2 separate regions of the Homo sapiens genome follow, and region 2 is linked to region 1. Evidence: read pairs that join two places in POLR2A ChIA-PET (ENCODE). Cell type or tissue: PC-3. All regions are shown on one strand.

Region 1 (4,000 bases):
CCTTTTTATGTTCTCCAGTTTTCTCATCCCACATTGTTTTGAAATCAACTCATTTTGAGACTGTCTTGAGGGTATGGACTTTATGCCACAACATATAGTGCATCTAGGACATAGTAAGTATTTTGTGTTGTGTGACTAATATAACTTTATAATTTATAAAACATATAAATTAGAGTATTTTAAATGCTGATGTGAGCACTTTATGGAAATTTAAACTATCTTTGGACAAACTTTTTAAAAAACTCCAAAGATGGTTATATTCTTTAGAAATACCAATCTCTAACACAGTTTCCAATATAGACTGTGTAGTATTTAAAGGGATAATCAGCTTGTAAAAGTTATGTCATACAGATGAACTGCTTCCTCTAGAATTCCGAATAGACATGGCTTTCACTGTATTCATCACATCTTGTAGTAGTACTCAACACATTTCAAAATGCTTTCATGCACATGTTACCAATGGATCTGTTCAACAACACTATAACAAAGCTAAGACAGGTTGTACCATGTTATGTTGTAGCTGCCTCAAAAAAGAGTGAAATTTCTGTCATTGGAGGTATTGAAGTTGAGGCTGGATGACAGATTATCCCCACTGGGCCATTCTCCATCTTCAAGAAAATATTAATACAAATTGACTACATACAAGTCAGTGTCAGCATGGCTGTTGACAATGACCTTTTAGGAGAAGTTATTTTTACATAGGTCACATGTAACATAAAACTTAAAGCTTTCTTTTTCTTCTTTAAAATTAGATAACTATAATTTTATACAAAGAAGTCAAATTTCACCAGGCATGCTTAAAGGAATTATTTCTTCAGAAGTCATGGTTTTCTTCAGGAATTTAAAAAGTTGTGGCTTAGTTGTGTTTTCACATAGCCCTTCTCCAATCTTCAGTGACTTGCTGTTTAAACAGGCATGGATTAAAATACAGCTACTGCTGAATGTGTGAACTGCCAATAAGCTTTACAACCAAACAGGGCTGAAATTAGATATCCAATGCGACAAAGGGCCGACAAGTACCACTTTGTGTTAGACATGCTATTATTTATAGCTTATATTGTTGACACAGGCATGAATCGATGCAGAAATTAAAAACAGAAAACACCAACAAGTATCTTCTGAACAATAGATGTCACTCTTCCTCCTGAAAATGGACCATATTTGCTTTGGAAGAACTAAGGAGTTTAGTTTTACCATTCACTGTTTGTAGATATTGTCTTCATAAGTCAAGTCTTTTATTAGCATAAATAGAAAATAGTGTCTCCCTTGTCACTTATAGATAATAATCACCCACTTTACAAATTGCTGATTGAAAAGATCATGGCCATTAACATTTGTTGAACAGCCCCTGAATACAATGGGCTACAAGAAGAAGAGAATGGAGAAATAAATGATAAAGTGAAGGGCAGATTCCAGAGAGTTTTTAAGCTGCCTATCGAGACAAGCAAATATATTAGACATACTATGTGTGCTAGGAAGGCAATTTAACTTAGCAACTATTTATTTAGCATTAACCGAGGCACTGACATAGTTTCAAAGATGGTTTAAAAAGGCACAGACTTGTAACCCCATCAAAGAATTAATGCTCTGAGCTATACAAGTGGAATATAAATATGTAAAAAGTAACCAACAATATCATTCAATAAATTAAGTTCAAATGGGTAATGAAAACTGTAACAGCTATGAATATGGACAGCTATATAAGGAAGTATGTGTGACTTCTCAGAAGAAATATATTTTTAAATGGTTCTTTAAAAATGGGAGGTATTTGAAGCATAGAGAGAGAGAGAGGCTGTACAGAGTCTGTGAGACTAGAACTTCCATTCATGAGGTCTGTGCCAAAGAGAATGTAGAAGCTGTTGCAGAATAATGAGAGGCAACCACTAGAAGATAGTTTGGGGTATGAATGTAGAAACCCTTAAAAATAATAAGTACATTTCTCTAATAGTTTAAGACAAAATTGTCATGGTTGACAAAATGTTTTTTAATTTTCCTTTCTGTGATTGCAGAATTTGTTTTCTTATGGTTTTTAATAACTTCCCCCAGTCACTGGCTTATTTCAAGAAACCAACATATATTGGGTGCATCAGTCCTTTCTCACCCTGCTATAAAGAAAAACACGAGATTGGGTAATTTTTAAAGAAAAGAGGCTTAACTGGCTCATTGTTCTGCAGGCTGTACAGGAGTCATAGCAGCTTCTGCTTCTGGGGAGCCCTCAGGGAGCTTTCAATCATGGCAGAAGACAAAGGAGGAGCCAGCCCTTTACATGGCCAGAGCAGGAGGAAGAGAGAATGGAGGGAGATGCCACACACTTTTAACCAACCAGATCTGCTAAGAACTCCATCATGAGAACAACTCCAAAGGGATGGTGCTAAACCATTTATGCAGGATCCACCCCCATAATCCAATCACCTTCCACTAGGCCCCACCTCCAACATTGGGAATTACAACTGAACACAAGATTTGGGTGGGGACACAAATCAAAACAGATCAAATCACATCATTGGGTTACTACTCTATAAAAGGCATTGGGCTACAACTTTATCCAAGAGTTCACTCTAAGTAAATAGACACCTAGAGAACAAATAACTCTAATCTAGGGCTGTATATACTTATCTGTGTAACACAGGTTTCAGGTAAGATGGAGTTCAGTAAAGGAACAATTTGCAGCTGAGTGAAGACATCAGCACACATATACCCTAAGATTTTTGTCATAGTGCCTGAAATGCACCATAGTGGTGCTACCACTTGGATTTGAGGCCCCTTTGCACAATCAGAGAAAGCTGTTGAAACCCAAGAGGTTGTGCAATTTCAGGATCTATGACCAAACTTTAGGAAATGTTTCAGGTGAAGACCATCTCCAGGACATCTCAACTTTTTCTCTTCATGTGATTGCCATTCTGCCTGCCTAGACTGATTGTATTATAGCACTAGAAACCCTTAAGTCTACTCAATATAAACAGAAGGTTGCAGCTGTTTGAGAAAACCCATGGGGCCTTGCCCTGATGTGTCAAAAAGGGTCTGCCTTCTCTTAAAAAATACTAATCTGGTTTAAAACTATCAGAATTGGCAAAATAATTTCTCTTTTATTTTAGTTAATTTGCATAAGCAACTTGTTTTCTACCATTAGTTTTTTTTTTATATTATAATTTAAGTTCTGGGGTACACGTGCAGAATGTGCAGGTTTGATACACAGATATACACATGCCATGGTGGTTTGTTGCACCCATCAACCTGTCATCTACATTAGGTATTTCTCCTAATGCTATCCCTCCCCTAGCCCCCCACCCCCGACAGGTCCCAGTGTGTGATGTTCCCATCCCTGTGTCCATGTGTTCTCATTGTTCAACTCCCACTTATGAGTGAGAACATGCAGTGTTTAGTTTTCTGTTCTTGTGTTAGTTTGCTGAGAATGATGGTATCCAGCATCATCCATGTCACTGCAAAGGACATGAACTCATCCATTTTTATGGCTGCATAGTATTCCATGGTGTATATGTACATTTTCTTTATCCGATTTTATTCATAAAGTCTTTGCCAATGCCAATGTCCTGAATTGTGTTGCCTAGGTTTTCTTCTAGGGTTTTTATGGTTTCGGGCTTTACATTTAAGTCTTTAATCCACTTGAGTTAATTTTTGTATAAGGTGTAAGGAAGGGATCCAGTTTCAGCTTTCTGCATATGGCTAGCCAGTTTTCCCAACACCATTTATTAAATAGGGAATCCTTTCCCCATTGCTTGCTTTTGTCAGGTTTGTCAAAGATCAGATGGTTGTAGATGTGTGGCATTATTTCTGAGGCCTCTGTTCTGTTCCATTGGTCTATATATCTGTTTTGGTACTAGTACCATGCTGTTTTGGTTACCGTAGCCTTGTAGTATAGTTTGAAGTCAGATAGCATGATACCTCCCACTTTGTTCTTTCTGCTTAGGATTGTCTTGGCTATGCAGGCTCTTTTTTGGTCCATATGAAATTTAATGTAGATTTTTCCAATTCTGTGAAG
Region 2 (4,000 bases), 110 kb after region 1:
ATTAGGTAGAGGTGATGGAAAGGATAGATAAGCCTAGGAAATTATTGTTGTTGTTGTTAACAATTTGGACCTTTTTAAAAATAGTTTTTGAGTACTTAATGAAAATATTTAAGAAAATGAGAGGAAAAAGCTATTGGAGAACTTTAGAGTGATCTAACCAAGTAATTATCCCTCCAAAGGAGCCTAAATGAAATGTTTACTTGAATGAACACAAAACAGAAGAAACAAAACAAAGTCTTGTTGTAGCAGTTCCCGAGGAAAGTTGAAGAGCATTTATTTTGATATAAAATAATGAAAGAATGGGTCACATTAATAATATCTAATGAATAAAGACCAAATACCTGGTACCATGCAATTAGTAGCTACTTAGAACATGAAAAGGTAGGGAGAAATGTTATCAACTTACATGGTGGCTAAGCCCTGGGTTCAAATCCTAAGTGATCTTTGGCAATGTTTTGAGAGTTTCTAAGGCTCGGTTTCCAATCTATAGAACAGGTATAATAGTATCTATTTCAGACAGTTTTTTGTGAGACTTAGTGTTTTTAATGTGCTCACTAGATCGCATAGCATACAATCAAAATATAAGTGACAAGAAAAATACAATGACTTTACATAATTAGCAACAATTGCGCTATTAAAAAATAACTGTTAGGTTTCTTTTTCTAATATCATTTTGGTTTGTTTCTAAAGTTTTTATAAGTGGAACTATCAGCCACTTGGGTTTTCTGCTTTGTTTTGCTGGAATTGCTCTCTTCCTCTGTCACTTTAACGAAACATTGGCTAAAATGTTGACTTTGTTTTATCTCATGCCTTGATACATTTCCTTATCTTTCAGTGACTTTTGAAAGGGTATATTCACTTAGTAAGGCTAGTTATAATTTCACAGAAAATGTCTTTCTCTCCTGTGACAGGGGTGTATTTTTAGGAAAAATAAAAAGTAAGTATACATCTTACTTCTAGCCACCTGCAAGAGAAAAATGAGTAGAAACGGGGTGTACATGCATTTAAATTTTGCTACTCCAGCTTCCCTTTCCTGTAGGAAACTCAGTTATAGTTTTAAAAAAACAAAAGAATAGATGAAAAGAAGGAAATGGAAAGCCCTTGGGGGAAGGAAGAATGTCACCGTTTGGAGTGAATAACTTAAATCGGCTACTGATACAGCTTAAGTTGAAGTTGTCGTTGCTTTTCCTGTTTTATTTTTTATAGGGTACATTCAACCTTTAATGGTTCAAAACTTATTTTTTCCACTTAATAGTAAAAACTATAAAGTCATGTCTTAACTGTATGAATGGGGATTACTTTAGGATTTTTTAAAGAGGCATTGCCTTGGGAGAAAAACACATATAGTCTTCAAGGTGAAACTTAAAATATTACCTTTAAATTCTTAATTATATTTTATGGAGATAATACTTCAGTCTTACTTGACTTTTGAATTAGATTGTTTAACACTTGGGGATATACACAGCTGCTATAAGAAATTAACTTTAGAAATATTTTAAAAGAAAATTGGAAAAAGAAAGAAAATGAAAATTTGTCTTCTCTATGAAAACCTAAATCTCTGTAGTCATTTTCTCAAACTGATCCAGCAGTAATATGTTGATTGCCATATTTGTAATATTTTGTTTTTTATTTTTATATTTAATATATATTTTTTAAGACAAGGTTTCACTGTGTCGCTGAGGTTAGTGTATAGTGGCAAGATCATAGCTCACTGGAAGCTCCAATCCCTGGGCTCAAGCGATCCTCCCTCCTCAGCTTCCTCAGTTGCATGTGACCACACCCAGCTAGTAATATTTTAATAGTAAGTTATGAATCACCAAACTATATCTATATAGTGCTTTAGTTATAGGTAGTTTTGCTATGTTTTATAAAAGAAGACAAGTTAGGTTTTCCTAAAGATATAGCCAGTCTTTTTCCTTTTTGGGGGGTTAGTGGGGGTGAGCTAATCACTTCTATTTATAATTTGCTTTCATTCACTTGCACTTCTTATATAGGTTTTCAGATGTCAACCTAAGTAAATACTGAAAAAAAGAAAAATCAAATACATACATATGGAAAATCAGAATCATTCTTATGAAGAAACTCATTCATTAGAAAAATTTGAAAATGGTTTCCTACCACTTCCTTCAAAACTAGGAGAAAATAAGTGGTGACCAAAACCGTAAGACTAGAAGCATGGATAAATTCAATTAGCAATTAAAATTTTTTTTCATTTTGGTAAAATCCAGTCAAAGTAAGTTATAGACTCTTAAACTAAATTATTTTAATACGCATTTTGCTTTTTGCCTGTTACGTAGACAGGAGCCAACCTCAATGTCAGTTTGGTGGGATATGAATCAGGTAGTTACAGTGCCCACAGCTCTTTCTGTTGGTGGCATGAAATGTAGTGAGCTGTGGACTGAGTTGTAATCCTGTTTACTCAGGCTATTTACTATCTCCCAATGATAAAGGATGCAGTAATACCCAAGACTGGCAGAAAAACACAGGAGTGTGAGTAAATAAAACCAAAAATGAGATGTAGGCCCAGGCTTATTAACCCCACAGCAATGAAAAGATGACGACAGAGTCTAGACTTTACTCTCCAAGCCTGATAAATGATTATAATGGCCAGTACTTTTCAGTGTTTGCCATACCCTAGACCTGGAGTCTGCTACCCCTGGGCCATGGACAGGTAGCAGTCCGAGGCCTGTTGGCAGCTGGGCCACACAGCAGGAGGTGAGCGGTGGCTGATGGAGCATTACCACCTGATCTTTACCTTCTGTCGGATCAACCTTGGCATTAGATTCTCACAGGAGTTTGAACCCTATTGTGAACTGTGCATGCAAGAGATCTAGGTTGCATGCCCCTTAGGAAAATCTAACTCATGCCTGATGATCTGAGGTAGAACAGTTTCATCCCCAAACCACCTCCTTGCTTCCTGTCCTTGTAAAAATTGTCTTTCATCAAACCAGTCCCTGGTGCCAAAATGGTTGGGACCACTGCCCTAGACACTTGACTAAGAACTTCTTCCTGTTTTTTTTTTTTAGATGGAGTCTCGCTCTGTAGCCCAGGCTGGAATGCAGTGGTGCGATCTCTGCTCACTGCAACCTCCACCTCCCAGGTTCAAGCAGTTTTCCTGCCTCAACCTCCCAAGTAGCTGGGATTACAGATGTGTGCCACCACACCCAGCTAATTTTTGTATTTTTAGTAGAGACGGGGTTTCACAATATTGGCCAGACTGTTCTCGAACTCCTGACCTTGTGATCCACCTGCCTCAGCCTCCCAAAGTTGCTGGGATTACAAGGGTGAACTACCATGCCCAGGCAAGAACTTCATATAACTTATATTGTGTCTTGTTCCTCCTGATAATATTGTATAGTAATTACTCTTATTATTATCATTCCATCAATGGGGAAACTGAGGCCGAGTGAAGCTAAATAAATTTGCTTAAAGTTACAAGCTAAGTAAATGAAGGAGCTAGCTTTTGAACTTAGAAGCAATACTTTCTTTATTTTTCCATAAGTTATTGGGGTATTTGGTTACATGAGTAAGTTCTGTAGTGGTGATTTGTGAGATTTTGGTGCACCCATCACCCAAGCAGTATACACTGCACCATATTTGTAGTCTTTTATCCCTGTCCCCCTCCTACTCTTCCCCCCATGTCCCCAAAGTCCATTTTATCATTCTTATGCCTTTGTGTCCTCATAGATTAGCTCTCACATGTCAGTGAGAACATATGATGTACGGTTTTCCATTCCTGAGTTACTTCACTTAGAATAATAGTCTCCAGTCTCATCCAGGTCACTGCAAATGCTGTTAATTCATTGCTTTTTATGGCTGAGTAGTATTCCATCATTCATATATATATATATATATATATATTATATATATATATATATACACACACACACACACACACACACACACACATTTTATTACATTAAGGTATGTCCCTCGTATGCCGATTTTGCTGAGAGTTTTAAACATAAAGGGATACTGGATTTTGTTGAATGCTTTTTCT

Evidence for each region. Peaks named below come from ENCODE experiments on the same cell type or tissue, not always from the same donor. Only the 100,000 strongest peaks of a DNase experiment are listed, where the experiment ranks them.
Region 2: POLR2A ChIA-PET joins it to region 1 with 6 read pairs; 2 of 35 experiments call an interaction of 5 or more read pairs at or near these places.

What each region holds. Positions count from the first base shown.
Region 1 is chr12:58,832,922-58,836,921 of GRCh38, forward strand. No RefSeq gene overlaps it. Among named protein-coding and RNA genes, the nearest start is that of LINC02388, 53 kb to the left of the region's middle. In PC-3, a CTCF peak has its summit at 1,137; no DNase peak of the experiment used is centred here.
Region 2 is chr12:58,940,795-58,944,794 of GRCh38, forward strand. The region is part of intron 2 of LRIG3-DT (LRIG3 divergent transcript); the gene reads left to right. Among named protein-coding and RNA genes, the nearest start is that of LRIG3-DT, 22 kb to the left of the region's middle. In PC-3, no CTCF peak of the experiment used is centred here; no DNase peak of the experiment used is centred here; H3K27ac peaks cover 505 bases.